Regions from separate parts of the Homo sapiens genome. Here region 1 is linked to region 2. A link is an interaction called in ENCODE POLR2A ChIA-PET data of the cell type or tissue named here. Cell type or tissue: HepG2. All regions are shown on one strand. Links, peaks and the distances in the headings refer to the core of each region. The heading gives the core; the rest is flanking DNA. Region 1 overlaps SESN2 (sestrin 2). Region 2 has its middle 18 kb from the start of MED18.

The links. ChIA-PET counts read pairs that join two places held together with the same protein. Peaks named below come from ENCODE experiments on the same cell type or tissue, not always from the same donor. Only the 100,000 strongest peaks of a DNase experiment are listed, where the experiment ranks them.
Region 1: POLR2A ChIA-PET joins it to region 2 with 5 read pairs; 8 of 35 experiments call an interaction of 5 or more read pairs at or near these places.

Annotation. Positions count from the first base shown.
Region 1 is chr1:28,281,910-28,296,709 of GRCh38, forward strand. It overlaps SESN2 (sestrin 2), which reads left to right. Exons shown (of 10, transcript NM_031459.5): 10 at 1-582. Among named protein-coding and RNA genes, the nearest start is that of SESN2, 30 kb to the left of the region's middle. RefSeq lists an enhancer at 7,999-8,993. In HepG2, for the core only: no CTCF peak of the experiment used is centred there; a DNase peak (open chromatin) is centred at 9,162.
Region 2 is chr1:28,338,696-28,355,800 of GRCh38, forward strand. No RefSeq gene overlaps it. Among named protein-coding and RNA genes, the nearest start is that of MED18, 18 kb to the left of the region's middle. In HepG2, for the core only: no CTCF peak of the experiment used is centred there; DNase peaks (open chromatin) are centred at 4,906 and 7,696.

The DNA of each region.
Region 1 (14,800 bases), core at 4,652-12,651, 56 kb before region 2:
CCAACCTGCCAACAGCAAGCGGATTTTCTTGCAAGATCAGGGACCCCATTTCTGCAGCCAGTGTCTCCTGGGTGCCTTCTGAGGACTCCCACCCCCATCCCAGTATCTCATCTGTCCCCTCTCCTGGGGCTTAAGTGGGTTGCTTCCAGGCAGAAGCAGCCAAGGACCGATTCCAGGCACTTTCTGTAGCAAATGACTGTGAATTACGACTTCTCTTGCCCTTCTTCTAGCAGTCTGTGCCTCCTCTCTGACCAGTTTGGAGGGCACTGAAGAAAGGCAAGGGCCGTGCTGCTGCTGGGCGGGGCAGGAGAGGAGCCTGGCCAGTGTGCCACATTAAATACCCGTGCAGGCGCGGAGAAGCAACCGGCACCCCCTTCCGGCCTGAAAGCCCTCCCTGCAAGAAGGTGTGCAGGAGAGAAGAGGCCCCGGCATGGGGATCTGGGTTCTAGAGGGCATGTGATGACTGTAAATGTTCACTGGGTGGGTAGGGAGTGGTATCCAGTGTTCAAGTGCAGAAATCTTTGGCTTTGCTACCAGTTCCATATGATGAGAAATAAACGTTCGCTGAGGTTTTGTTTCATACTCCCTTTTTATGGGCTGTTCTTTCAATTTCCTGAAGGTCATGGTTCACCTTGTAGCATAGGCAGAGAGCTGTGATTGCATCATGGGCCTGACCTGATAGCCCCTGCCCTGCCGAGAACTTGTGCCCAGTGATTGTAGGTTGGGACTGTTGGCACTGAAAGTCTACTTGTCCCTTGGACATCCAGTCCTGTCACCCTTCTGCGGCTGCCCTGGCACTGTGGAGTAATAATGACCATGGTGTTTTTCTAAGCCTGGCCATGGGCTGGGTACTTGGAGACCATTCCTCTGAATTTGCAGCAATCCTGTAGGAGAATTGAGACGGGTGAACTGACGTTGTTGAGGCCACATGGCTAATCGGTGGGGGAGCCAGGATTCCCCCCTGCTCTGCTTGACCCTGAGGCCTTGACATTTTACCTTGCTGTTTTGCCCACTACTGGACTTCCCCTGTGACAAAGAGGCTGTTTGAATCTGGAAGGACCCCCTTGTGTCCCCAACCCCACCACATTATGATTACCTGCTTCTCATCCTACCGCCTCCAGCACCAAGGAGACAACGCCAGGAACAAAGAGGTGCAACCCCCAAGCTGTGCCAGTGCCGTTTATGGCTGTGTGACCTTGGTCAAGCTTCTTAACTTCTCTGGGTACCAGGAACTAGTTAGCTTACCAGGAAAACCACATCATGTAAGAGCTAAGACCACTCCCGCGGGCTTCCTACTTCCTATAAATACCGCTGTCAGAACACTAGGTCTCTTCCAGGCAGCCTCCCCTAGTGGACTTTGTGTTCCCCTTCCCCTTGAGGTATCTGTTCATTTTCGCAGGATTCCTATACACTTCCCCTTCCTCTAGAGTCATTTGAGAGGGTGTGGGAGAAAGTGAATCACACTTGGAGTACAAAACCTGGATTCTGGTTCTGATTGAGCCACTCACTATATCGCTGGGGAGATTGATTAATTTCCCTGTGCCTCAAGTTTCCTCAGCCATAGAAATGGGGATAAAAGTTTTCCATTTCTTTTCCAGTTGGCATGCATTGGGTGTTTGTTTGAGATGGAGTCTCGCTCTGTCACCCAGGCTGGAGTGCAGTGTCACAATCTCGGCTCAACTGCAACCTCCATCTCCCAGGTTCTAGCAATTCTCCCACCTCAGCCTTCCTAGTAGCTGGGATTACAGGCACATACCATCACGCCCGGCCAATTTCGGTATTTTTAGTAGAGACAGGATTTCACCATGTTGGCCAAGCTGGTCTGGAACTCCTGAGCTCAAGTGATCCACGTGCCTCAGCCTCCCAAAGTGCTGGGATTACAGGCATGAGCCACTGCGCCCAGCCTATGTGGCATGCATTGAGTGTGACTGTTGCCAAATGTTTTCAAATTTAATCTCCCAATCTTCACAACAACCCTGTGAGGAAAGGGTCTGTTCCCATCCTATAGATGTGGAAATGGAACCTCAAATGAGAATCTGGGGAACACCAATTTAACAGACAGACCCAAATTCAAATTCCAGCTTTGACATTTAATGTCTGTCCGATCATGAGCAAGTTGCTTCAATACTCCCTCCTCAATTTCCTTATCTATGGGATGGAATTAATACCTAAGGTTACAAGAGGGTTGTGAGGATTAAATAATGCATAAAAACCACCTAGCACAGTTCAGGTACCTGGCATCTAGCATTCGCAAGCTGTTCAGGATTCAGAAATTTGCCCAAGCTCATGCGACTGAGGTAGAATTTGAATCCTTCTCATTCTGATTCCAGAGTTCTTTGTATTGCTTTTTTTTTTTTCTTTTTGAGATGGAGCTGGAGTGCATTGGTGTGATCTCGGTTCACAGCAACCTCCCCAGGTTCAAGTGATTCTCCTGCCCCAGCCTCCCCATGTTGCCAAGGGTGGTCTTGAACTCCTTTGCCATGTTACCGAGGGTGGTCTTGAACTCCTGGGCTCAAGCGATCTGCCCGCCTCAGCCTCCCAAAGTGCTGGGATTACAGGTATGAGCCACCATGCCCAACCCTGTATTGCATTATTTTTGTCTCCAAAGTGCCTAAATCCTCAATATGCATTTAAAAAAAAATAATGGCTGGGCACGGTGGCTTACGCCTGTAATCCCAGCACTTTGGGAGGCCAAGGCGGGTGGATCACGAGGTCAGGAGATCCAGACCATCCTGGCTAACACGGTGAAACCCCAACTGTACTGAAAATACAAAAAAAAAAAAAAAAAAAAAAAAAAAAAATTAGCCGGGCGTGGTGGCGGGCACCTGTAATCCCAGCTACCCAGTATTATTTAATCCTCACAACCCTCCTGTAACCTTAGGTATTAATTCCATCCCACAGATAAGGAAATTGAGGAGGGAGTATTGAAGCAACTTGCTCATGATCAGACTGATATTAAATGTCAAAGCTGGAATTTGAATTTGGGTCTGTCTGTTAAATTGGTGTTCCCCAGATTCTCATTTGAGGTTCCATTTCCACATCTATAGAATGGGAACAGACCCTTTCCTCACACGGTTGTTGCGAAGATTGCGAGATTAAATTTGAAAACATTTGGCAACAGTCACACTCAATGCATGCCACGTAGGCTGGACTACAGTCCCAGCCTGTAGGCAGGAGAATGGCGTGAACCCAGGAGGCGGAGCTTGCAGTGAGCCAAGATTGCGCCACTGCACTCCAGCCTGGGCGACAAAGGGAGACTCCTCTCAAAAAAAAGAAAAAAAAAATCATGTTTATTAGGCTGGACCTGATGGCTGACACCCATAATCCCAGCACTTTGGGAGGCCGAGGCAGGCGGATCATTTGAGGTCAGGAATTCAAAACCAGCCTGACCAACATGGTGAAACCCCGTCTCTACTCAAAATACAAAAATTAGCCAGGTGTCGTGGTGGGCGCCCGTAATCCCAGCGCCATTGCACTCCAGCCTGGGTGACAGAATGAAACTCTGTCTAATAAATAAATAAATATTTTTAAAATCATGTTAAATTTGCAAATGGAGTTGAAAACTCAGCTTCAGACTGGATCTAATGAATCTATTTTAGACTTCTGTAGCCTGCAACTCAAGACCTGTGCACATCTACCCAGGTTGGAATTTGCAGAAGGTTGTCGGTAGCTCAATTCTTTTTCTTTTTTTTTGTTTGCTTGTTTGTTTTTGTTTTTGTTTTTGTTTTTAGACAGAGTCACACTCTGTCGCGCAGGCTGGAGTGCAATGGTGCGATCTTGGCTCACTGCAACCTCTGCCTCCCAGGTTCAAGTGATTCTCCTGCCTTACCTCCTGAGTAGCTGGGATTACAGGCGCCCAACACTGCGCCCAGCTAATTCTTTTGTCTTTTGGAACCATGCTTGATTTGAGAACTGGTGAGAGTGAGTAGAAAAAGGAGCCGGGGCTGGGCATGGTGGCTCAAGCCTGTAATCCCAACACTTTGGGAAGCCAAGGCAGGTGGATCACCTGAGGTCAGGAATTTGAGACCAGCCTGACCAACATGGTGAAACCCTGTCTCTACCAAAAATTCAAAAATTAGCCGGATGTGGTGGTGCATGCCTGTAATCCCAGCTATTTCAGGAGGCTGAAAGAGGAGAATCGCTTGAACCTGCGAGGCAGAGGTTGCAGTGAGCCGGGATCGCGCCATTGCACTCCAGCCTGGGTAACAAGAGTGAAACTCCTTCTCTCCCCGACCAAAAAAAAAAAAGCCAAGTGAGTCTCCTCCAGCAGGTTGCAAACATTCACCAGAGCCCTAGAGCAGGTGGATTAGAGAAGTAGTTCACAGACTGTTTTGTGCCTTAGAATCTCATTAGAGAACCAGTGGTTGGAGGCAGAGCTCAGCAATCTGCATCTTTAATAGCTTCCTTGGTATGAGTTCTTTGAACAGATGTTATGGTTCTAATGTGTCACATGTCCTGGAGACTTAGCAGTGAAGGAGACAGACATGGTTCCTGCTTTCTTGGGATTTACTGTCAAGTGAAAGAGACAGACCTTAGACCGTTATGCAACTAATTATTTTTTATTTTTTTTTTTAATTTTTTTGAGATGGAGTCTCACTCTGTCAGCCAGGCTGGAGTGCAGTGGTGTGATCTTGGCTCACTGCAGCCTCCGTCTCCTGGGTTCAAGCGATTCTCCTGCTTCAGCCTCCTGAGTAGCTGGGATTACAGACATGCGCTACCATGCCTGGCTAATTTTTGTATTTTTAGTAGAGACGGGGTTTTACTATGTTGGCCAGGCTGGTCTCAAACTCCCGACCTCAGGTATCCACCTGCTTCAGCCTCCCAAAGTGCTGGGATTACAGGCGTGAACCACCATGCCTGGACAAATTATTTAAATTACAATTTTGATTGGCACCTCAAAGGGAAAATATGAGGTGCTGTGAGGGCATTCACCACCTAGCAGGAGAGCCTTTTCTTCCAAGGAAATATGTTGGACTTTTGCAGAAGCTCCAACACATCCAAGAACAGCAATTTCCCATGCACTGAAGCACCTTCTTGAAATCTCAGGGCTCCATGGAACAGAGTTCGAAAACTGCTCATTCATATTCCTCTGTAGTGGATGCTGTCATGTGCTACCCAGACTATGGCACTCGTTTTCCCACATCTCCCACTCCATCAAGTTGCTGAAGAATTTCAGCTGAGTCTCTCTCTGGCCACTATCCTGAGTTGAAGGGAGCCACTTAGCTCATGGTTACGCCTCCTTCCAGCAGTCTGCCTCCAATGACTGGTTGATGGGAGAGAAGAGTACAGAGGCCCGGACCCTCAGCCTCCATTTGAAACAACTCTGAAGGATTATCCCAGCTTTATTGTACCCCTTAGGATCAGATGAATCCTCCATTGCAGCAGCATTGCAGCCCAACTTCTGCCCAGTTATGCTTCTCACTGTCCTGTAATATGATTCCCCAGTAAACCCTCTGTAGGCAAATCTCCATCTCAGTCTCCTTAAAAGAGTACTTAAAACACTCTCTTATTACAGATGGTTAAAATAAGGACCAGAGTGGGGAAATGACCTACCTGAGGTCTCACAAGCCTGAACCTTCAGATCCTCTTCATAGTCTGTCACCACCCTGTGCCACAGTCCTACAACTTCCTGCTTTGACTTGCCCTGCCTGAGGCTAGAGGCAACAGCTGTAGTGGCCAGAATAGGTTCTCACTCCAATGGCTGGAGACCTTGGACAAGTCAATTCCCCTCTCTGGGGAGGTTAAGTATTGCCTGAGTTCAACATCTTCTCTCAAGTCTACCTCTGTGCAATGTGCCTGGTCCTGAGAAAAACCATGTCTCAGCTGGTGATGGCAGCAGAAATTCCTTCCGCCCATGTTTGAATCACCTCTGACCTCACAGTTGGATTATATTTGGAGTGGTGGTGGGGAGCTTTGAGTTCTGTCCCATTTCTGAGTTTCCAAACTCACATTTCAAGAAGGAACCTCTTTTCTTTTTCTTTCCCTTTTTTTTTTTTTTTTTTTTTTGAGACAGAGTCTTGCTCTGTCACCCAGACTGGAGTGCAGTGGCATGATCTCGGCTCACTGCAATCTCCGCCTCCCAGGTTCAAGCAATTCTCCTGCCTCAGCCTCCCGAGTAGCTAGGATTACAGGCGTGTGCCACCACGCCCGGCTAATTTTTGTATTTTTAGTAGAGACAGGGTTTCACCATGTTGGCCAGGCTGGTCTCGAATGCCTGACCTCGTGGTCCACCCACCTCGGCCTCCCAAAGTGCTGGAATTACAGGCATGAGCCACTGCGCCCAGCAGGAAGCTCTTTTCTTTGTTCATGCCAACATTATCAAGTACTTTATTGTGTCCCAGCCCCTGCTCATGCTGGCAGTACAGCAGTGAATAAGACAGACAGCTGTGGTCCTCATGGGCCTATAAACCCCAGTGGGAAAAATGAACATCACACAAATTCTTTTTTTTCTTTTTTTGAGATGAAGTCTCACTCTGTCACCTAGGCTTGAGGGCAGTGGCACAATCTCTTCTCACTGCAACCTCTGCCTCCTGGGTTCAAGCGATCCTCCCACCTCAGCCTCCTGAATAGCTGGGATTACAGGCGTGTGCCACCACGCCCGGCTAGCTTTTTGTATTTTTAGTAGAGGCAGGGTTTCACCATATTGGCCAGGTTGATCGTGACCTCAAGTGATCTGCCTGCCTTGGCCTCCCAGAGTGCTGGGATTACAGGCGTGAGCCACCACGTCCAGCTCGTCACACAAATTCTTGTGATAAGCCCTGGGGAAAGAAAGAGCACAGGGAGCTATGAGAAAGTACAGCCTACCCTGGACTTGAAGGATAAGAAAGGATCGGCCAAGGATGAGAGGGGAGAAAAGAGCATGGAGCAAAGATAACTTCTGGCAGAGGAAACAGCATGGGGAAAGGATTTGAAGCAGGAAGGAGAAGGCAGCCTTGTAGGGACAGAAGGAGCTGGGAGAACATAAGAAAGGCTGAGGCTGAGAAGAAAGCCCCAGGGCAGATCTAGCAGGACCTCACAGGGTACATCAGGAATTTTGGACTTTACCCTATGGGCAATGGGAAGTCTTCAAAGGAAATTTTGCTGTTTATTACAAAATAGTTTGTATTTATTAGAAGAAAGAGTGGAGAAAGTAGTAAGGCTTATTTAGGAACTTCTTTGTGCCAAGTAGCCCATGAAGTACATCACAGGCATGTTTTTCGTTTTTGTTTTAGTTTTTTTTTTTTGAGACAGGGTCTCTCTCAGTGGCACCATCACAGCTCACCGTAGCCTCGACCTCCTGGGCTCAAGCCATCCTCCTGCCTTAGCCTCCAAGTAGCTGGGATTACAGGTGCAAATTACCATGCCTGGCTAATTTTTTATTTTATTTTTTGCAGAGACGTTGGTCTTGCTATGTTGCCCAGGCTGATCTTGAACTCCTGTGCTCAAGCAATCCTCCTGCTTTCTCCTCCCAAAGTGCTGAGATTACAGGCGTGAGGCACCACACCCAGCCCGGCAGGATCTTATTTAATTTTCACTGCCGCACTAGATAGTAGAGCCCACTATTAGCTCCTTTTTTTTTTTTCCCAGATGGAGTCTTGCTTTGCTGCCCAGGCTGGAGTGCAGTGGAGTGATCTCGGCAACCTCCACCTCCCAGGTTCAAGCAATTCTCCTGCCTCAGCTTCCCAAGTAACCAGGATTACAGACGCCCACCACCACGCCCAGCTATTTTTTGTATCTCAGTAGAGATGGGGTTTCGCCATGTTGGCCAGGCAGGTCTTGAAACTTCTGACCTCAGGTGATCTGCCCAACTCGGCCTCCCAAAGTGCTGGGATTACAGGCATGAGCCATCACGCCCAGCATTTTTTTTCTTTTTTTTTTTTTTTGAGACGGAGTTTCGCTCTTGTTGCCCACACTGGAGTGTAATGGCACAATCTCGGCTCACCGCCACCTCTGCCTCCTGGGTTCAAGCGATTCTTCTGCCTCAACCTCACAAGTAGCTGGGATTACAGGCATGTGCCAACACACCCAGCTAATTTTGTATTTTTAGTAGAGATGGGTTTCTCCATGTTGGTCAGGCTGGTCTCGAACTCCCGACCTAAGGTAATCCGCCTGCCTCAGCCTCCCAAATTGCTGGGATTACAGGCCTGGCCTTTTTTTTTTTTTTTTTTTTAAGATGGAGTTTCGCTCGCTCTGTCGCCCAGGCTGGAGTGCAGTGGTGCGATCTCGGCTCACTGCAACCTCTGCCTCCCGCGTTCAAGTGATTCTCCTGTCTCAGCCTCTCGAGTAGCTGGGGCTACAGGCGCCTGCCACCAGGCCCGGCTAATTTTTATATTTTTAGTAGAGATGGAATTTCACTATGTTGGCCAGGCTGGTCTTGAACTCCCGACCTTGTGAGATGCACCCACCCCGGCCTCCCAAAGTGCTGGGATTACAGGCATGAGCCATCGCACTTGGCCTTTTTTTTTTTTTTTTTTTTTGAGATGGAGTCTTGCCCTTTCACCCACGCTGGAGTGCAGTGGCGCAATCTTGGCTCACTGCAACCTCTGCCTTCCAGGCTCAAGCCATTCTCCTTCCTCAGCCTCCCGAGTAGCTGGGATTACAAGCACGTGCCACCACCCCCGGCTAATTTTTGTATTTTTAGCAGAGACCAGGTTTCACCATGTTGCCCAGGCTGGTCTAGAACTCCTGAGCTCAAGCGATCCACCCACCTCAGCCTCCCAAAGTGCTGGGATTACAGGTGTGAGCCACCGTGCTCAGCCTATTATTTCCATTTTAAAGTGGATCCCAAACACCACCCAGAGGATCCATCTTCCTTCTTTAACCCTTACAAAGTGCTTCTGTTTTCTGAGGCATTTTTTTTTCTAAAATTATAATCATTTGTGTGGCTTCGTCATCTCCCCATTCAATTGGGGGTCCCAGGAAGGCAGGGATTTTTGTCTGGTATGTTCTCTACTGCATTTATCTCCAGAGCCTAGCACAGGGCCTGACATGTAGCAGGGGTTGAAGAAATAGGTGTGGAATACATGCTTGTATCCACCAGGATACCTGGGCTAGTTCTGGGCCCAGGTGGCAGTGCTTAAGAAACAATAGCCTCCTGCTGCTGTGGACATGGCCTCTGCTCTGGCTGTCTCTCCCTGCCTGGTTGTCTGTTAAATGGCCAGCTCTCAGATACTCAGCACCAGTCTGGTGTCGGGGAAAGAGCTTGGACTTTGGAACCAGACAAATGAGGCTCAAATCTGAGTGCAAAGCCATCTGGAATGAGGCAGAATTTAAATAAACAAGATCAAGTACCCGTATGGCTCTTGGTAACTTCCTTTAATTTCTTCATCTATAAAATGGGAACATTACCATCTACATAAAAAAAAATTATTGCTGGGCACGGTGGCTCATGCCTGTAATCCCAGCACTTTGGCAGGCTAAGGCAGGTGGATCACTTGAGGTCAGGAGTTTGAGACCAGCCTGGTCAACATGGTGAAACCCCCGTTTCTATTAAAAATACAAAAATTAGCTGGACTTGGTGGCAGGCACCTGTAGTCCCAGCTACTTGGGAGTCTGAGGTGGGAGAATAGCTTGAACTTGGGAGGTGGAGGTTGCAGTGAGCTGAGATGGCACCATTGCACTCCGCCCTGGGAGACAGAGTGAGACTCTGCCTTAAAAAAAAAAAAAATTGTCAGAATCAAATGAGAAAATGTTGGATTCCATAGGCCAGGCTTTAAAAAGAGAAAGAGAAAATGATTATAAAGTGCCTGTTTAGTTAAGTTCTTCTTTTCAGCAGAAGACAGAGTCAGTACCATTTTCTTAGATTCAAAGCCACAGGTTCCTCATCTATGAAATGGGAGTTGTGAGATAAAAGATAGTATAGAATTCCCACAACCTGGAATGCTCTTCTCCAGACAAGCTCTTTCTAAACCTGCAGTTTCACCTTTAACATCGTCTCATCAGAGAGTTCGGACCTGACCCCTGTTTCTCAGCCTCACCCTGCCCCTTCCCATTTCTTTTCTCTTCAACACGTTTCATAATCTTTATTGTTTCCTGCCTGTCTCCATGTTCACCGTTGTATCCCAATGTCTACCATATGCTAGCATAAGTGCTCAATAAATGTTTGTTGTTTTCATTACATTTTTTTTCTTCCCGTTTATTTTAGGTTCAAGGAGTCATTAAATATTTTGGCGGCAGAGTGGAGTGGCTCACACTGGTAATCCCAGCACTTTGGTAGGCTGAGGTGGGAGGATCGCTTGAGCCCAGGGGTTCAAGACCAGCCCCTGGTCTTGAATGAGACCCAGACTCTACAAAAAATAGAAAAATTAGCTGGAGGTGGAGGCACGTACCTGTAGTCCCAGCTACTTGGGGGGCTGAGGTGGGAGGATCGCTTGAGCCTGGGAGGTCGAGGCTGCAGTGAGCTGTGATTGCACCACTGCACTCCAGCCTGAGTGATGGAGTGAGACCATGTCTCAATATCTAAATATACACATACATATATAAATATAAATATATATATATATATATATTTTTTTTTTTTTGAGATGGAGTCTTGCTCTGTCGCCCAGGCTGGAGTGCAGTAGCACTATCTCAGCTCACTGCAAGCTCCACCTCCCGGGTTCATGCCATTCTCCTGCCTCAGCCTCCCTAGTAGCTGGGACTACAGGCGCCTGCCACCACGCCTGGCTAATTTTTTGTATTTTTAGTAGAGACGGGGTTTCACCTTGTTAGCCAGGATGGTCTCGATCTCCTGACCTTGTGATCCGCCCATCTTGGCCTCCCAAAGTGCTGGGATTACAGGCGTGAGCCACTGCGCCTGGCCTATATATATATATATTTTTTTTTAATCACTTATTTATGAGCCAAGACTGTTCTAGGCAATCCTAACCACAATCCTGAGACATAGGCAAAGTGAGGATTTTACCAATTTTTAGCTATGAAAGCTGAGGTCTAGCAATATTAACATTGCCCAGACATGTCCCAAGCAAATGAGCAGGAGTTCTAAACTCTCCAGAAAGTGCTCTTTCCACCCACCCTTCCACTGCCTTCCAAGGGAAGGAGCACTGCAGGCCCAGGTACTAGTCCAGGCACTGTCTTAATTTGTGGCTTTAAGATGTAAACAAGTCACTTCTTTCCCTGAAGGAAAATGTTAGTTTCCCCATCTCTAAAATGGGGAGAATCTTTGACCTGATCAGTGGTTAAGAATCAGCTGAGTTGACTGACATGTTGTGGTAAATTAAAAAATAATAATAAATTTTTTTTTAAAGAATCAGCTGAAATAATAGGCTGAAAGCATTTAATAAACTGAAATGCACTCACTTATGGAGGAGGTTTGTTTGTTTTTGAGACAGGGTCTCATTCTGTCGCCAAGGCTGGAGTGGCACGATCTCCTCTCACTGCAGCCTCCGCCTCCCAGGTTCAAGCAATTCTCAAGCTTCAGCCTCCCAAGTAGCTGGGATTACAGGTGTGCGCCACTATGCTCCACTAATTTTATATTTTTAGTAGAGATGGGGTTTCCCCATGTTGGCCAGACTGGTCTTGAACTCCTGATCTCAAGTGATCCACCCGCCTTGGCCTCCCAAAGTGCTGAGATTACAGGCGTGAGCCACTGCACCCTGCCGATGAAGGAATTTTTAAATATTAATATGCAGAATGAACATTCTTCCCAGAAGACACTGTGGGCTGGGGAAGCCAGGGAAGTTTCCTAGAAGTGGTGGCATTTCAGCTGGGCCTCCGGTGCTCCTGGGTAAGAATTTGGGGAAACAAATCTCAGAGCCAAAGTCACTGACCAACCAAAGAAGAACCCTCTAAGCCTCTTTTCCTGTTTCACATTGATATCTTCCTCCAATCTGCATTTCCCTGCCGCAATTTATTTTTTCCTTTCAAACCAAATTTATACAGTAGAATCTGCATATAATAAAATGCACACTTTTTTTTTTTTTTTTGAGACAGTCTCACTCTGTCACCCAGGCTGGAGGGCAGTGGCATGATCTTGGCTCACTGCAACCTCTGCCTCCCGAGTTCAAGCGATTCTCCTGCCTCAGCCTCCCTAGTAGCTGGGATTAACAGGCGACCGCCACCACGTCTGGCTAATTTTTTGTATTGTTAGTAGAGCCGGGGTTATACCATGTTGCCCAGGCTGGTTTCAAACTCCTGAGCTCAGGCAATCCGCCCGCCTCAGCTTCCCAAAGTGCTGGGATAAAAGGCGCGAGCCACCGTGCCCGGCCAAAACGCACTCATTTTAAATGCAGACATTTCCATGAGTTTTGAGAAAAGCATACGCCTATGCAACTACCATCCAAATCTAATTTCCTTGTGCTCCTTTGCAGTGAATATCCCATCCTGCTTTCTGGCCCCAGGCACCCACTATCAGCTTTCTGTTATTACAAATTAGTTTTGTTTTTGTTTTTGTTGTTATTCTTAATCCATTTAATTCTTTAGCAGATGACAAAGTTTTGCATTCAAAAATTAGCTTTTAAGTTTAGAACACAAACATAATGCAACAAAATGTATTAATTCACTAGTCTTAAGACAATATTGTCATTGTGGAGTGTTTGCTAATGAATGCAGAGGTCATTAGATAAATTGACAGTAACCTATTGAAGAAAAGAACTATAATAATCATAATTTACACATTTACTGAAGAGAGTTTGACCATTAATAAAAATTATACCTACACATCGGGTGTGGTGGTTTACATCTGCAATCCCAACTACTCAGGAAGCTGAGGTGGGAAAACTGAAGCTGACCCCAGGAGTTCCAGAAAAGCCTGGGCAATGTTGCAGGATTCCATTTCAAAAAAATTATACCGCACTTTGGGAGGCCGAGGCAGGTGGATCACAGTCGGAATTTGAGACTAGCCTGACCAACATGGAGAAACCCTGTCTCTACTAAAAATATAAAATTAGCCGGGTGTGGTGGCACATGCCTGTAATCCCAGCTACTTGGGAGGCTGAGCCAGGAGAAATCGCTTGAACCCAGGAGGCGGAAGTTGTGGTGAGCCAAGATCGTGTCATTGCACTCCAGCCTGGGCAACAACAGCGAAACTCCATCTCAAAAAAAAAAAAAAAATTATACCACACTTTGGGAGGCCAAGGTGGGTGGATCACCTGAGGTTGGGAGTTCGAGACCAGCCTGGCTAACAAGGTGAAACCCCGTCTCTACTAAAAATACAAAAAATTAGCCGGGCGCGGTGGCAGGCGCCTGTAGTCCCAGCTACTCGGGAGGCTGAGGCAGGAGAATGGCGTGAACCCGGGAAGCGGAGCTTGCAGTGAGCCGAGATTGCGCCACTGCAGTCCGCAGTCCGGCCTGGGCGACAGAGCGAGACTCCGTCTCAAAAAAAAAAAAAAAAAAAAAAAAAAAAAAAAAAAAAATTAGCCGGGCGTGGTGGCACATGCCTGTAATCCCAGCCACTCAGGAGGCTGAGGCAGGAGAATAACTTAAACCCAGAAGGCGGAAGTTGCGGTGAGCTGAGATTGTGCCATTGCCCTCCAGCCTGGGCAATAAGAGCAAAACTCTGTCTCAAAAAAAAAAAAAAAATTATACCTAAAAAACTTACAATAAGTACATAGATAACGTGATCACTTCTTGAGAAATGATGACATATAAATGGCAATATTTTCTATTAACAAATATTTGTTATTATTCTTATTTTTTGAGACAGGGTCTCACTCCACCGCCCAAGCTGGAGTGCAGTGGCACGATCATGGCTCACTGCAGCCTCAACCTCCCTAGCTCAAGTGATCCGCCCACCTTGGCCTCCCAAAGTGCTGGGATTACAGGCCTGAGCCACCACACCTGGCCTCATTGTGTAATCTTTTGTGTTTGTCTTCTTCGTTACCATAAAGCTTTTGAAGCTAATTCATGTTGTCGTGTGTATCCATAGTTCATTCCTTTTTGTTGCTGAGCACAATACTATTGTATGGATATATTACAATTCATTTATTCATTCATGAGTTGATAGACATTTGAGTTGTTTCCAATTTTGGCTATTATGAGTAAACCTGCTATTTATGTGGACATACCCAGCTATTTTTATTTTTTATTTTTTGTAGAGATGAGGGTCTCCCTATGTTGCCCAGACTGGTCTAGACCTCTTGGGCTCCAGTGATCCTCCTGCCTTGACCTCCCAAAATGCTGGGGCTACAGAGATGAGCCGCTGCACCCAGCTCCAGTTCCAGTTGCTCTGCATCTTTGCCAACACTTGGTATTGTCAGTCTTTTGACAGTCTTGTTGACATTGGTCTAGTGATTAAAACCCTATGCACTGGAGCCAGAGTTCAAATTCCAGCTCTACCATTTGTTGTATGACTTTAGGTGAGTCACTTCACCTCTGTTAGTCTCAGTTTACTCTTCTGGGAAAAGGGATAATAGTTCATAAGATCCTTATGTCTATTCAGTTAAATCAGTGGTTCTTACTTAGGGATGATTTTGTCCTCACGGGATATTTGGCAAAGTTTGGAGACATTTTTGGCTGTTACAGGGGGCCTCTGGCATCTCAGTGGGTAGAGGCCAGGGAAGCTGCTAAACATCCTCCAATGCATAGGGTGGTCCCTTTGAACACAGAGTTATCCAGTCCAAAAAGTCAATGGCCCTGAGCTTGAGAAATTCTGAATTATATAATGCACGTAATGTGTTCAATACAACACCTGGCACATATCAACTGCTTAGTAAATGGAAAACAAATAGACTTTGGGGAAAAAACGTGTTTTCAGGAGGAGCAATCTGAGTTTGATGGATCCAAATCATCATGGTCCTTTTCCCAAATATCTACCACAAGGCTGTTATGACGTGAGGAGGCTCACAACAAAGAACAACTGGTTTTATCACATAAATACCACGGA
Region 2 (17,105 bases), core at 3,851-11,850:
GGACTACAGGCATGCACCACCACACCTGGCTAATTATTGCATTTTTTTGTAGAGATAGGGTTTCACCACGTTGCCCAGGCTGGTCTAAAATTTCTGGGCTCAAACAGTCCGCCTGCCTTGGCCTCCCAAAATGGTGGGATTACAGGCATGAGCCACTACAACCAACTTCAAATTTCTTTTTTCTGTTGTCCAAAGTCAGAACTAGTAAGTGGTGGAGCCTGAATTTCAAATCAGGCAGATCATCTCCACAATCTAGACACGTAATCACTGTGTATCCACCATGTTTTATTCATTTAGTCCCTTTATATCATAGAAACCTAGATTGCTGCTGGGTGCGTAGTTCATGCCTATAATCCCAGCACTTTGGGAAGCTCAGGTGAAAGGATTGCCTGAGGCCAGGAATTTGAGACCAGCCTGGACAACATAGTGAGACCCCATCTCTAAAAAAAAAATTTTTTTAAGCTTGGCATGGTGGCACAGGCCTGTAGTCCTAGCCACTTGGGAGGCTGAGGCAGGAAGATCATTTGAGCCCAGGAGGTTGAGGCTGCAGAGCTATTATGGTGTCATTGCACTCCAGCCTCAGGGACAGCGAGACCCTGTATCTATTAAAAACAACAACAACAATAGAAAACAAACCTGGCTGGGCACAGTGGCTCATGTCTGTAATCCCAGCACTTTGGGAGGCCGAGGCAGGCAGATTACCTGTCAGGAGTTTGAGACCAGCCTGGCCAACATGGTGAAACCCCATCTCCACTAAAAATATAAAAATTAGCTGGGCATGGTGGCACACGCCTGTAATCCCAGCTCTTTAGGAGACTGAGGCAGGAGAATTGCTTGAGCCCAGGAGACAGGTTGCAGTGAGCTGAGATTGTGCCACTGCAATCCAGCCTGGCCGATAAAGCGAGACTCTGTCTCAAAAAAAACAAAAACAAAAACAAAAACACCTGAGATTGCCTGCAACTCTTCACTACCATAAAAAATGCTAAAATAAGCAAATTCGTAGATTGTTATAAAAATTCCCCTGGATGACTGGGCGCGGTGGCTCATGCCTGTAATCCCAGCACTTCAGGCGGCCGAGGTGGGTGGATCAACTGAGGTCAGAAGTTCAAGACCAGCCTGGCCACCATGGTGAAACCCTATATCTACTAAAGATGCAAAAAATTGCCGGGCATGTGGCATGCCCCTGTAATCCAAGCTACTCGAGAGGCTGAGGTGGGAGAATTGCTTGAATCTGGGAGGTGGAGGCGGAGGCTGCAGTGAGCTGAGATTGCGCCACTGCACTCCAACCTGGGCAACAGAAAGAGACCTCATCTCAAAAAAAAAAAAAAGACTGGGCTCAGTGGCTCACTCCTGTAATCCCAGCACTTTGGGAGGCCGAGGTGGGCAGATTACCTGAGGTCGGGAGTTCGAGATCAGCCTGACTAACATGGAGAAACCCCGTTTCTGCTAAAAATGCAGTTAGCCAGATGTGGTGGCGCATGCCTGTAATCCCAGCTACTCAGGAGGCTGAAGCAGGAGAATCGCTTGAACCCTGGAGGCAGAGGCTGCGGTGAGCCGAGATCACTCCATTGCACTCCAGCCTGGGTAACAAGAGCAAAACTCTGTCTCAAAAAAAAAAAAGAAAAAAAAATCCCCTGGGCTGTATAGCTATGAGCATGCTCACATTTGCCAACTATTGCAGGTTACTTTTCAGAATGTCTGTAACATTTACTTTCCTATTGCTAGTGAACAAGAACTCATAGCCACATCCTCACCAGTTGGTGTGATGTGGCATGACCCGTCTTTCTAGTTTTTTCCAGTTTGATGGATGTAAAATGGCAGCTCTTGGTTGTTTTGATTTGCTTGTCTCTGGTTATAATTACATTTGAATCTTTTCATTTCTTTCTTTGTATGTAACAGTATATAGACTTTTTTAGTATGTGAAACTAAGGTATCTATATTCTTTGCCCATTTTTTATATTTTATTTTCAATGGTATTGATCTGCAGAACCTTTGTATATTCTAGATATTAATCCTTTGCTTAAAACATTGCAAATATCTTCTCTCAGTCTGTCACCTTTCTGTTAACTTTATCTGTGATGTCATTAATTAAGCAGAGATCCTAAATTTTGACTATATTATGGTTTGGAATCTTGTTCCTTAGTTTTTCTTTTTGAGACAGAGTCTTACTCTTTTGCCCAGGCTGGAGTGAAGTGGTAGGATCTCAGCTCACTGCAACCTCTGCCTCCCGGGTTCAAGCAATTCTCATGCCTCAGCCTCCTGAGTAGCTGGGACTATACGTGCATGCCACCACGCCCAGTTAAATTTTTTTACTTTTAGTAGAGACAGGGTTTTACTATGTTGATCAGGCTGGTCTCGAACTCCTGAGCTCAGGCAATCCTCCCGCCTCAGTCTCCCAAAGTGCTAGGATTAGAGGCATGAGCCACAGCGCCCGGCATAGAATTTTGTGTAGGAAGTCTTCATTTACCCTTAGGGAACAGATTTTCCTTCTTAGCTTTATAGTTTTAACTTTCACATTTAGGTCTTTAATCCATCTGGAGTCTATCTTCTAGGTGGTTTCAAGTAAAAATCCAGCTTTCTTCTCCTTGCAGTGAATTAGTTTTTCTACCACCATCTGAAAAACAATTTTCAGTGCTTTCTGATGCTACCGTTGTTACATATTAGGTTTCCTCGTATATACTTTATTTTTAAGCTCTCCATTCTATTTCATTTTTTATTTCTTTGTTTCAGTGCCCGCAACACAATGTTTTTATTGTTATGGCTTTATAGTAGAGCCATTTCTACCAATAGGGCAGGTACCCTTACCTTTTTGTCCTCTAAAATAGACTTATAGTGTAGTAATATTTCAAAAAATAATAATAAAGAAAAGAAAATAGATCTAGCATCCAGGCATGATGGCTCATGCTTATAATCCTAGTACTTTGGGAGGCCGGGGCAAGAGGATCACTTGAGGCCAGGAATTCAAGACCAGCCTGGGCAACATAGCAAGAACTTATCTCTCCAAAAAAATTTTTTTTGAATTAGCCAGGTGTGATGGCATGCACCTGTGGTTCCAGCTATGTGGGAGGCTGAGGTAGGAGGATCTCTGGAGCTTGGGCGGTTGAGGTTGCAGTGAGCTGTGATGAGATCACTACATTCCAGCCTGGGTGACACATTGAGACCCTGTCTCAACAACAACACAAATATAGACTGGGTTTTCATAGGCCTTTATTCTTTCATATTCATTTTAGAGTAAGTTGTAGATTCTCAACATTACTACTGGAATTTTATTGGAATTTCATTGAATATGTATTGATTAATTTGGAAGAGAACCAACATCTTTTCATGGAACATTTCCTGCCCAGAATTCAGTGTGGCTGGCTTTCTTCACCTTTTAGGTCTCTGCTAAAATGTCAGAGAAGCTTCCCTGACCATCCAGAATTAAGTAGCAAACTCATTCTCTGTCATTCTCTACTCTCTATCCCTTTATCTTTTTTTTTTCTTTTTTATTGAGACAGAGTCTCACTCTCTTGCCCAGGCTGGAGTGCAGTGGCACCATCTGGACTCACTACAACCTCCGCCTCCCGGGTTCAAGCGATTCTCCTGCCTCAGCCCCCCAAGTAGCTGGGATTACAGGCGTGTACTACCATGCCCAGCTAATTTTTATATTTTTAGTAGAGTTGGGGTTTCACTGTGTTGGCCAGGCTGGCCTCGAACTCCTGACCTCAAGCAATCCACTTGTCCCAGCCTCCCAAAGTTCTGGGATTACAGGCATGAGCCACCGCACCCAGCCTCTTTATTTTTTTTCTTTTTTTTTTTTTTTTTTCGAGATGGAGTCTCACTCTGTCACCCACGCTGGAGTGCAGTGGCGCGATCTCGGCTCACTGCAACCTCTGCCTACCGGGTTCACGCCATTCTCCTGCCTCAGCCTCCCGAGTAGCTGGGAGCCTGCCACCATGCCCGGCTAATTTTTTGTATTTTTAGTAGAGGTGGGGTTTCACCTTGTTAGCCAGGATGGTCTCGATCTCCTGACCTTGTGATCCACCCGCCTTGGCCTCCCAAAGTGCTGAGATTACAGGCGTGAGCCACCGTGCCCGGCCTTTTTTTTCATATTACTATCTGACTTTATTATTTTTTATTTTTAATTTTTGTCTTTTGAGATGGAATTTCACTCTTGTTGCCCAGGTTGGAGTGCAATGGCATTATCTTGGCTCACTGCAACCTCCACCTCCCAGGTTCAAGGGATTCTCCTGCCTCAGCCTCCCGAGTAGCTGGGATTACAGGCATGCACCACCATGCCTGGCTAATTTTGTATTTTTAGTAGAGACGGGCTTTCTCCATGTTGGTCAGGCTGGTCTCGAACTCCCAACCTCAAGTGATCTGCTCACCTTGGCCTCTCAAAGTGCTGGGATTACAGGCATGAGCCACCATGCCCGGCCCAATTTTAGTATTATTAGCAAGACTGTATGCTTCCTAAGGAGAGGAGCTGTGTTTTGTAGTATAGCATAATGATTAAGAGCACAAACTTTGGAATCTTAGGTTTAAATCTAAACTCCACTGCATGTATGTTGTTCAAGCTGGGTAAACCTCCGTAAGCCTTAGTTTTCTTGTCTGCAAAATGCATATGATCATAGACTGTTCCTAGAGATTGTTGTAGAGATTAAATGAGATAATCTACTCATTTAGCACAGTGCCTGGGACATAATAATTGATCAATAAATAAATATTTATGCCAGGCACTGTGTTAAATGTTTTATTTAGCAGTGTTCTAAATACTTTTTATTTCTATGAACCCCATAACCCCTACCTAGCTTAGTACTACTCATATAATTGACCTTTCAAATATTTGTTGAGTGAATGAGTGAGTGAACTTGTGAATGCTGACTTGGAGACCAAAAGAATCTTGCCTGTGTAAGCTGGTTTGTCCCAGGTTAACATTCCTCTTCAATGAGGTGGTATGTACGCCATGAGGCTCAGCATCTGTAGTAAGCAGGAGGAAATTGTGGAAAGGGGGTAGCTTTTTGACCATGGCTTTCTCCTTTTTTTTTTTTTTTTTTTTGAGACAGAGTCTCTCTCTGTTGCCCAGGCTGGAGTGCAGTGGCGCAATCTCAGCTGATTGCAACCTCCACCTCCCAGATTCAAGCGATTCTCCTGCCTCAGCCTCCCAAGTAGCTGGGATTACAGGCATGCGCCACCACACCCAGCTAATTTTTTTGTATTTTTAGTAGAGACAGGGTTTCACCATGTTGGCCAGGCTGGTCTCAAACCACTGATCTCAGGTGATCCACCCCCCTCGGCCTCCCAAAGTGCTGGAATTACAGGCGTGAGCCACCATGCCTGGCTTATTTTTTTATTTTATTTTATTTTATTTTATTTTTGAGACAGAGTCTCACTCTGTCACCCAGGCTGGAGAGTAGTGGCACAATCTCGGCTCACTGCAACCTCTGCCTCCCAAGCAATTCTCGTGCCTCAAGCGATTCTCATACCTCAGCTTCCCAAGTAGCTGGGAATGTACCACCATGCTCAGCTAAATATTTTGTATTTTTAGATAAAATTTTTAGACAGGGTTTCGCCTCGTTGGCCAGGCTGGTCTTGAACTCCTGGGCTCAAGCGATCTGCCTGCTTTGGCCTCCCAAAGTGCTAGGATTACAGGTGTGAGCCACTGTGCCTGGCCAGCTGTGGCTTTTTCACTCTGAAGAAGCCATTCACGCTTTAGTACTCTAATTTATTTCTCAGAACTGAAAAAACAAATTTTAAAAAGTTGCTCTAGGTAGCCGGGTGCGGTGGCTCACACCTGTAATCCCAGCACTTTGGGAGGCCAAGGCAGGTGGATCACAAGGTCAGGAGATTGAGACCGTCCTGGCTAACACGGTGAAACCCTGCCTCTAATAAAAATACAAAAAATTAGCCGGGCATGGTTGCAGGTGCCTGTAGTCCCAGCTACTCGGGAAACTGAGGCAGGAGAATGGCGTGAACCCAGGAGGCGGAGCTTGCAGTGAGCCGAGATGGCGCCACTGCACTCCAGCCTGGGCAACAGAGCGAGACTCCGTCACAGAAAAAAAAAAAGTTGCTCTAGGCAAAAATGTTAAAATTTACAACATTTAAGGTCACGGAGAACATGGAGAAAGGAGTACATTTTTGGAGGAAATAAAAATCAATGCCAACTCTTCTTAAGCTCATTTAGCCTAAGAAAATAATTAAGAATTTTCACAAAGGTTTAGTATAAGGATGCTTATCTTAGTGATGTGTGTGATTTAGCAAAAAATGGAAATAATTTTCCATTTTTTATTTATTTATTTTTTTGAGACAGGGTCTCGCTCTGTTGCCCAGGCTAGAATACAGTGGTGCCAACATGGCTCACTGCAGCCTTGACCTCCAGGGCTCAAACAATCCTCCCTCCTCAGACTCCCAAAGTGCTGGGGTTATAGGCGTGCACCACCATGCTTAGCGGAAATAATCTTGATGTCTAATAAAAGGGAATGGAATAATTAAATGAAACTGCACATCCATATAATAAGATACAGCTATACAAAAAGAATTTGTAGAAATGAATTTAATGGAAAAATATCCCAGATAGTTAACTTATTAACTGTGTGGCCTAAGGTAAATTACTTAACTCCTCTGCCTTAGTGTCCTTATCATTAAATGGGATACTAATAGTGCCTTCTTTATAGTGTTATCATGGGGTTTAAATGAGTTATTATATGTAATAACATTTGGGATAGTACCTGGCCTAGAGTAAACATTATATACATATAAATTGTAATTATTGTAAGAAAAGCTTTAAAATAGTATGTTAATATGCTACTTTTTTATAGTACATGTACATAGATATAATGGTATGAAAGTAAATATTTCAAAACGTTAATAAGTGGCTCACACCTGTAATCCCAGCACTTTGGAAGGCCAAGGCAGATGGATCATTTGAGGTCAGGAGTTTGAGACCAGCCTGAGCAACGTAGCAAGACCCTGTCTCTACAAAAAAATACAAAAATTAGGGGGGCATGGTGGTACACACCTGTAATCCCAGCTACTCGGGAGGCTGAGGTGGGAGAATCACCTGGGCTCAGTAGGTTGAGGTTGCAGTGAGCCAAGATGTCGCCACTGCACTCTAGCATGGGTAACAGAGTGAGACTCCATTTCAAACAATAACAACAACAACACACACAAAGAAAACATAAAACAGAGAAAGAGTGTTGCTTTAGTAGGGGAGTAAGGATGTCTGGGATTTTCCACCTTGCCTGTGCCATGCTTGTTAGCCCCTGTGGCCAGTATATGAGTGTGAAGGAGGAGTCAGCCTTCTCCATCTCCTTTGAAAAGTGATCTCCTCTTTTTTCAAATGAGAAAGGATCCCCAGGATGCTTTTAGGCAATGACAGTTTCTTTTTTTTTTTTTTTGAGACGGAGTCTTGCACTGTCACCCAGGCTGGAGTGCAGTGGTGCGATCTCGGCTCACTGCAACCTCTGCCTCCCAGGTTCAAGCGATTCTCCTGCCTCAGCCTCCCAAGTAGCTGGGATTACATGCGCCAGCCACCATGGCCAGCTAATTTTTTGTATTTTTAGTAGAGATGGGGTTTCCCTATGTTGGCCAGGCTGGTCTCGAACTCCTGACCTCAGGAGTTCCCAGCCAACAGTTTCTTGACAGATCAAATATGGGGCCCAAGGATAAAGAACCAACATTTAACTCTAGAGGCAGAGACAGGATGTGAGTCATCACACTGGCCTTTCGTCAAGTTGACTATAATTGTTTCTGTGTTTGTCCTCCGTGGTATGAATATGAACTGACAAGACTAATTTAGAAAAACAAACAAATATATCAGAAGATAAACATTTAAATAAGTAGTTTCCTTCAAAGTATTTATTTTGATAAATGAACACTTTAGCATTGTTCAAGTAATCATTGGATTTTTGGGGTGGGTTGGGGAGATGTCAAACAAATTGATTTCAAAATAGGTTTACGGTACTATTTTAGGTATGGTATTTCTTGAAGAAAAAAAGTATACCCATTACTCTTGCTAGGTTGGCCAGGCTGATCTTGAACCCTGGCCTCAAGTGATCCTCCCACCTCAGCCTTCCAAAATGCTAGGATTATAGGCATAAGCCACCATGCCTGGCCCTAAAATGGGGTTTTTTTTTGTTTTTTTAGATGCAGTTTCGCTTTTGTTGCCCAGGCTGAAGGGCAGTGGCGTGATCTCGGCTCCCTGCAATCTCCACGTCCCGGGTTCAAGTAATTCTCTTGCCTCAGCCTCCTGAGTAGCTTGGATTACAGGTGCCTGCCACCACGCCCAGCTAATTTTTCTGTATTTTTAGTAGAGACCAGGTTTCACCACGTTGGCGAGGCTGGTCTTCAACTCCTACCTCAGGTGATCCGCCCGCTTCGGCCTCCCAAAAAGTGCTGGGATTACAGGCCTGAGCCACCACGCCCAGCCACTTATATTTCTTAGTAATAAAAATCTTGAAACAGAGAAGCATTTGGCCGGGCGCGGTGGCTCACACCTGTAATCCCAGCACTTTGGGAGGCCAAGGTGGGTGGATCACAAGGTCAGGAGTTCAAGACCAGCCTGGCCAAGATGGTGAAACCCCGTCTCTACTAAAAATACAAAAAATTAGCTGGGCATGGTGGCACGTGCCTGTAATCCCAGCTACTCAGGAGGCTGAGGCAGAGAATTGCTTAAACCTGGGGAGCAGAAGTTGCAGTGAGCCGAGATCATGCCACTGCACTCCAGCCTGGGCGACAGAGTGAGACTCCGTCTCAAAAAAAACAAAAACAAAAAAAAAGAGAGAGAAGCAGTTAAATAAATTTTGGCAAACCCATTTGATGGAATATTATGCAGCCATTAAAATTATTATTATTTTAACTGAGTATCTCAGCCTTAAAATGTATTTTGTTTTTTTCTCCTCCTTTCCTTCTTAATCTTTTTTTTTTTTTTTTTTTGAGACCGCATTTCGATCTTGTTGCCCAGGCTAGAGTGCAATAGCGTGATCTCTGCTCACTGCAACCTGTGCCTCCCAGGTTCAAGTGATTCTCCTGCCTTAGCCTCCCGAGTAACTGGGATTACAGGCAGCCACTACCATGCCTGGTTAATTTTTGTATTTTTAGTAGTGACGGGGTTTCACCATGTTGGCCATGCTCGTCTCAAACTCCTGACCTCAGGTGATCCACCCACCTCGGCCTCCCAAAGTGCTGGGATTATAGGTATGAGCCACTGCACCTGGCCTTCCTTCTTAATTTTAAGATGTAGCCTTGAAACCTATTTTAGAATTATCTTCCCTCCCTTTCCCACCTGACACTTTGTTGTACCATGCACACCTATCTGAGTATATGTTCATTTAGAAATTCCAGGGGCTGACCGGGTGCAGTGGCTCATGCCTGTAATCCCAGCACTTTGGGAGGCCAAGGTGGGTGGATCACAAGGTCAGGAGTTCAAGACCAGCCTGACCAACATGGTGAAACCCTGTCTCTACTAAAAATACAAAAATTAGCCAGGCGTGGTGGTGGCGGGCACCTGTAATCCCAGCTACTCATGAGGTTGAGGCAGGAGAATCGCTTGAACCCAGGAGGCAGAGGTTACAGTGAGCTGAGATCATGCCACTGCACTCCAGCCTGGGCAACAGAGCGAGACTCCATCTCAAAAAAAAAAAAAAAAAGAAAAAAGTTCATTCCAGGGGCTGATCTTGAAACTAACCAGGCATGGAGACCCAGCGCTGAATTCTTCCCCATGAGATTACCTCAGTGAGGTTAATCAACAGTCCCGCTGCAGCTGAAATGGGGCCAGCCAGCCAGCACTCCAGGTGGACAATAACTCAACATAGTCATTGGAAAGACACATACAAGCCTGTACCCTGCATCACTCCTGCATGCTTCCCATAGCAGTTTCCATTTTTAAACAACTCCACTTAGCCCCCAAATTGGAGATGCTTTCTTTGTGACTTGAGCCCAGCCATCTCCTCAACTTCTAGAATTTAAATTAAAGCTGCAGGCCAGGCGCCTTGGCTCACACCTGTAATCTTAGCACTTTGGGAGGCCGAGGAGGGCGGATCACTTCAGGTCAGGAGTTCAAGACCAGCCTGGCCAGCACAGTGAAACCCAGTCTCTACTAAAAATACAAAAATTAGCCAGAAATCGCTTGAACCCGGGAGGTGGAGGTTGCAGTGAGCCACGATGGTGCCACTGCACTCCAGCCCGGGCAACAGAGTGAGACTTTGTCTCACTCTTAAATAAATAAGTAAATTAATTAATTAAAGCTGCAGGCCAGGCACGGTGGTTCACACCTGTGATCCCAGCACTTTGGGAGGCTAAGTTAGGAGGATAGCTTCAGCCCAGGAATTCAAGGCCAGCAACATAGCAAGGCCCCATCTGTACAAAAAAAAAAAGGCCAGATGTGGTGGCTCATGTCTATAATCCCAGCATTTTGAAAGGCTGAGGTGAGTGGATTGCTTGAGCCCAGGAGTTTGAGACCAGCCTGGGCAACATAGCAAAACCCTGTCTCTACCCAAAAATTACAAAAAATAGCCAGGCATGGTGGTATGTGCCTGTAGTCCCAGCTACTTGGGAGGCTGAGGTAGGAGGATCTCTTGAGCCTAGGAAGAGGTTGCAGTGAGCCGAGATCATGCCACTGCACTCCAGCCTGGACAACAGTGAGACCCTGTCTCAAAAATAAAACAATAATAAAAAAATTTAGAAGGAATCAATATATCCTACAGTAATGATAGGAAACAATTTACATAGCGAAAACCATGCAACTATTTAAAGTGTTATTGTAGAAAAACTTAATGTATCATGCATATAATCCCAGCTACTTGGGAGGCTGAGGCAAGAGGATCACTTGAGCCCAAGGAGTTCAAAACCAGCCTGGGCAACATAGTGACACATGTGTCTACTAGAAAGAGATACAAAAATGGTTAATAGGTAGTGGGATTATGCATAATTTAATTTTTGTTCATATCGCTTTTTTATAAGTTTTGTTTCTTTTTTTTTTTTTGAGACAGAGTTTTGCTCTTGTTGCCCAGGCTGGAGTGCAATGGCACGATCTCGGCTCCCCGCAACCTCCGCCTCCCAGGTTCAAACAATTTTCCTGCCTCAGCCTCCCGAGTAGCTGGGATTACAGGCATGCACCACCACGCCCAGCTAATTTTTTGTATTTTTAGTAGAGATGGGGTTTCTCCATGTTGAGGCTGGTCTCGAACTCCTGACCTCAGGTGATCTGCCCACCTCGGCCTCCCAAAGTGCTGGGATTACAGGTGTGAGCCACCGCGCCCGGCTATGAGTTTTGTTTCTTTGTATGTTTTTGCGGAAGAGGGTTGAGACAGGGTCCTACTCTCTGGCCCAGGCTGGAGTGCAGTGGTGTGATCATGGCTTACTGTAGCCTCTACCTCCTGAGGCTGGGAGTTCAAGACCAGCCTGACCAACATTGAGAAACCCCATCTCTACTAAAGATACAAAAAATTAGCTGGGGATGGTGGCACATGCCTGTAATCCCAGCTACTACTACTTGGGAGGCTGAGGCAGGAGAATCGCTTGAACCCGGGAGGCAGAGGTTGCGGTGAGCCGAGATCTTCCCATTGTACTCCAGCCTGAGCAATAAGAGCTAAACTCTGTCTCGAAAAAAAAAATACATTTTTGAGGCAATTATGGAACTGTGAATAATAATTGGGTATCATGTGATATTAGGAAACTGGGCCCAAGCAATCCTTCCACTTCAGCCTCTCGAGTAGTTGGAACTACAGGTGCATGCCACCATGCCAACTAGTATTTAAATTTTTCTGTAGAGACAGGGTCTGGCTTTGTTGACCAAGCTGGTTTCGAACTCCTGGGCTCCAGCGATCCTCCCTCCTCAGCCTCCCCAAATTCTGGGATTACAAGCATGAGCCACCTCATCTGGCCAACAGTTTCCTAATATCACATGATACCCAATTATTATTCGCAGTTCCATAATTGCCTCAAAAATGTATTTTTTTTTTCGAGACAGAGTTTAGCTCTTATTGCCCAGGCTGGAGTACAATGGGAAGATTTCGGCTCACCACAATCTCTGCCTCCCGGGTTCAAGCGATTCTCCTGCCTCAGCCTCCCAAGTAGTAGTAGCTGGGATTACAGGCATGTGCCACCATCCCCAGCTAATGTTTTGTATCTTTAGTAGAGATGGGGTTTCTCGATGTTGGTCAGGCTGGTCTTGAACTCCCAACCTCAGGTTATCCGCCTGCCTCAGCCTCCCACAGTGCTGGGATTACAGGCGTGAGCCACCACTGTTGGCCTAAAAATGTCTTTTTATGGTTTGTTTGAGTCAGGATCCACTCAAGGTCAACATGTTACATTTGCTTGTGATGTCTTTGCTTCCTTTTTAAAGTATAACATTTTCCTCCTCTCAATACCAGGAAGCCCATCTTCTTTTGGAGACCCTAGATTATCCTAGTGGCCTCCTGCGGGGAGGATATTGGTGTGGCGAGTGGATGGCAACGGTTGCGCTAGACCAGAAGTTGTAGTATTACTACCTTTTTTTTTTTGAGATGGAAGTCTTGCTCTGTTGCCCAGACTAGAGTGCAGTGGCGCACTCTTGGCTCACTGCAACCTCCACCTCCTGGGTTCAAGCGATTTTCCTGCCCGAGTAGCTCAGATTACAGGCGGCCACCACAGCACCTGGCTAATTTTTGTATTTTTAGTAGAGACGGGGTTTCACCATCTTGGCCAGACTGGTCTCGAACTCCTGACCTCATGATCCACCCGCCTCCGCCTCCTAAAGTGCTGGGATTACAGGCGTGAGCCACCGCGCCCGGCCTTTTTAGTTTGTTTGAGACAGAGTCTCGCTCTGTCACCCAGGTTGGAGTGCAGTGGCATGATCTCAGCTCACTGCAACATCCACCTCCCGGGTTCAAGCGATTCTCCTGCCTCAGCCTCCCAAGTAGGTGGGACTACAGGCACATGCCACCATGCCCAGCTAATTTTTTGTATTTTTAGTAGAGATGGGGTTACACCTTGTTAGCTAGGATGGTCTCGAGCTCCTGACCTCGTGATCCACCCACCTCCGCCTCCCAAAGTGCTGGGATTACAGGCATGAGTCACTACACCCAGCCCCTCCCTCCTCTTGAGGATTCCTTTTGCTTTTCTCCTGTATTGACTTTCCCATTTCCTGTTTCCAGAATTTTATCTAAAGTTACCTGAACTGTATCTTTGTTTGCCCTCCGGTTTTGGTAGACCATATCTGCCAGTAGTTTCTTGTGAAATGATGCATCAGAGGTAAAAATGTTTAGATCTTGTATATCTGATTATGTCTTTACCCACATGTTTGAACGATGGTGTTAATTTTTTTTTTTTTTTTTTTTTTTTTTTTTTGAGTCTCGCACTCTAGCCCAGGCTGGAGTGCAGTGGCGCCATCTCGGCTCACTGCAAGCTCCGCCTCCCAGGTTGACGCCATTCTCCTGCCTCAGCCTCCTGAGTAGCTGGGACTACAGGCGCCGGCCACGACGCCCGGCTAATTTTTTGTATTTTTAGTAGAGACGGGGTTTCACCGTGTTAGCCAGGATGGTCTCAATCTCCTGACCTTGTGATCCGCCCGCCTTGGCCTCCCAAAGTGCTGGGATTACAGGCGTGAGCCACCGTGCCCGGCTGATGTTAATGTTTTAACAAGGTACAGAATCCTAGGTTGGAAATCATCACCTTTCGGAATTTTGAAGGCATTCCTCCCTTCTTTTACTTCAAGTGTTGCCATTGAGAGGTCTAAAGCCATTCTGATCTCTGATCTGCTATGTGGGACTTGTATCTTTTCTGTTTGGAAACTGATAGAATCTTGTCTTTGTCTGCAGGTCCTGACATGTCAGTGGTGAGTCATGATATAGGTTTATTCTCATTCATTGTGCTAGGCACACAGTGGGCCCTTTCAATCTGGAAATTTGTGGAAAATATTTTAAATTATTTTATGATATCTCCTCAACTTTTTTTTTTAGACAGTCTCTGTTGCCAGGCTGGAGTGCAGTAGTGCGATTTTGGCTCACTGAAACCTCTGCCTCCTGGGTTCAAGCGATTCTCCTGCCTCAGCCTCCCGAGTAGCTGGGATTACAGGTGACCACCACCATGCCCGGCTAATTTTTGTATTTTTTAGTGGAGACGGGGTTTCACCATGTTGACAAGGCTAGTCTTGAACTCCTGACCTCAAGTGATTAGCCTCCCTCAGCCTCCCAAAGTGCTGGGATTACAGGCGTGAGCCACTGCGCCCGGCCATAAATAAATATTTAATTAAAATAAATTAAGAAAAAGCTTTCTCTCTGCATTGTCTCAATTTCCTACAAGTTTCTTTCTTCCTTTTTTAAATTTTGCTAAGTGTTTTATAATCACAACAAACTAGTACAGAGAATGCCCTGTACAAAACACAATAAAGGTTCAAAGACCGAGGTGTTCCCTTAGCAAGGCTGAAAATTTCAGTCTCTGGTATTTGGAATTTAGGGTGCAGTCCTTGTTTTTGGATGGATACTGGGTGTGTGGCACAGTCCATGCTTTTAAACAGATTTGAACAGAAGAATGGCCATTTGGCCCAGGTAAAAGCAGATGAAGTGGCTGGGCGTGGTAGCTCACGCCTGTCATCCCAGCACTTTGGGAGGCCGAGGCGGGCGGATCACCAGAGGTCAGGAGTTCAAGACCAGCCTGGCCAACATGGTGAAACTCTGTCTCTACTTAAAATACAAAATCAGCCGGGCATGATGGCGCATGCCTGTAATCCCAGCTACTCAGGAGGCTGAGGCAGGAGAATTGCTTGAACCCGGGAGGTGGAGGTTGCAGTGAGCCAAGATTGCGCCATTGCACTCCAGCTCTGGGCTATGGAGCAAGACTCCATCTCAGAAAAAAAAAGAAAAAAGTAGATGAAATCTCCAAAGCTCATTTCCTTACCTGTAAAATGAGAAATAATAATATAATTAAACTATGATATCAGCCTTTTGGAATGAACATGAGAGTTAAAGGAGATAATAATGTAAACTGCTTAACACAGAGCTCAGAGTAAGCACTTTTAATTTTTAGCTATGATCATGATCTTTTTTTTTTTAGATGGGAGACTCTCTGTTGCCCAGGCTGGGGTATAGTGGTGCAATCTCAGCTCACTGCAACCTCCGCCTCCTAGGCTCAAGCAATTCTCCTGCCTCAGCCTCCTGAGCAGCTAGGACTACAGGCACATGCCACCACGCCCAGCTTTTTTATTTTTTTTTCCGTATTTTTAGTGGAGACAGGCTTTCACCATGTTGGCCAGGCTGGTCTCAAAACTCCTGACCCCAGGTGATCTGCCTGCCTCAGCCTCCCAAAGTGCTGGAATTACAGGCTTGAGCCATCATGCCCGGCCGATCATGACCATTTAAATTTTCATTAAGGTACTTCATGCAGTGCTTGGCACATGGTTGATGCTCAAACCTATAGCTATTGCAATAAGTTACCTACAGTTTCCAACTGCTAGGGTTATGGCTTTGTTATTTATTTTTTAAAAATTGTTAGTGATTAACACGATCTTTAGCCTAGTACCTAGGAACTTGTCTCATCATCTTGGTAACTGACAAGGCCTGGCACCATGCCTGGCATCATGCCTGGCACGTAGTAGGCACTCAGTACATAGCTGTTGAATCATATTAAATTGAAATGAATATCCATTCAGACATTAGCACAAGAGCTGTGTCACTAAATAGCTGTCATTGCAAAATTTACAGACAACAATGACACAGACATGCTTGCATAGTTTGTAAGCCACGATTTCAACTTCCTGCATTGCAGACATCTCAATTAATAATCCCATTCCACTCACATGATCCTTAGAAAGAAAGGGCAAACTAATAGAAATATCTGGTTTAGCAACTAAAAGAATGAGCTCTAGTCTAGGTAGATAGAGGCTTACATCCTGGCTTCAATATCACCTAGTGGGTCAGTTACTTAATCTCTGAGTTTCAGTTTTCTTATCTGTGAGAAGGGAATAATAATAGAATCTATTTAATGAAGTTATTGTGAGAATAGTGCCTTCCAACTGCTGTTCTCTTTGCCTGAAACACTCGTTTCATGAAGGGTGAAACCCCATGTTTGGATTTTGTGTGTGTGTGTGTGTGTGTGTGTGTGTGAGAGAGAGAGAGAGAGACAGAGAGACAGGGTCTCGCTCTGTCGCCCAGGCTGGAGTGAAGTGACTTGATCTTGGCTCAATGCAACCATCGCCTCCCAGGCTCAAGCTATTCTCCTGCCTCAGCCTCCCAAGTAGCTAGGATTATAGGCATGTGTCACCATGCCCAGCTAATTTTTGTATTTTTATTTATTTTTTGAAATTATCTTTTTTTCTTTTTTTCTTTTTTTTTTTTGAGACAGGGTCTCACTCTGTCACCCAGACTGGAGTGCAGTGGTGTGATCTCAGCTCATGGCAACCTCCGCCTCCCAGGCTCAAGGGGATTTTCCTGCCTCAGCCTCCCAAGTAGCTGGGATTACAGTCACGTGCCACTACTGCCCAGCTAATTTTTGTATTTTTAGTAGAGTCAGGGTTTCACCATGTTGGCCAGTCTGGTCTCGAACTCCTGACCTCAAGTGATCCACCGGCCTCGGCCTCCCAAAGTACTGGGATTACAGGCTTGAGCTACCCTGCCTGGCCTCCATGTTTCACCTTGTTAATTCCCCCGATTTTTCAGCTTGACTGTCACTTCTTCCAGAATGCCTTCCCTGCCGCCCATGGTAGGTTGGGTTCACTGTTATACTCTCCCTGTAGCACCTGTCAATTACTCTTTATAATTACTTTCTTTTTTTTTTTTTTTTTTTTTTGTGTGTGGAAATAGTCTTGCTCTGTTGCTCAGGCTGGAGTGCAATGGCGAGATCCCAGCTCACTGCAACCTCTGCCTCCTGGGTTCAAGCAATTCTCCGGCCTCAGCCTCCCAAGTAGCTGGTATTACAGGCACCTGCCACCACACCCGGCTAAGTTTTTTTGTATTTTTATTAGAAACGGGTTTTCACCGTGTTGGCCAGGCTGGTCTCGATCTCCTGACCTCAGGTGATCCACCTGCCTCTGCTTCCCAAAGTGCTGGGATTACAGACATGAGCCACTGTGCCCGGCCTATAATTACTTCTTAAACTATTCCCTTCCTTTCTGAACTGTGAATTCCCAAAGGAGAGGGATAGTGTCTGTTTCA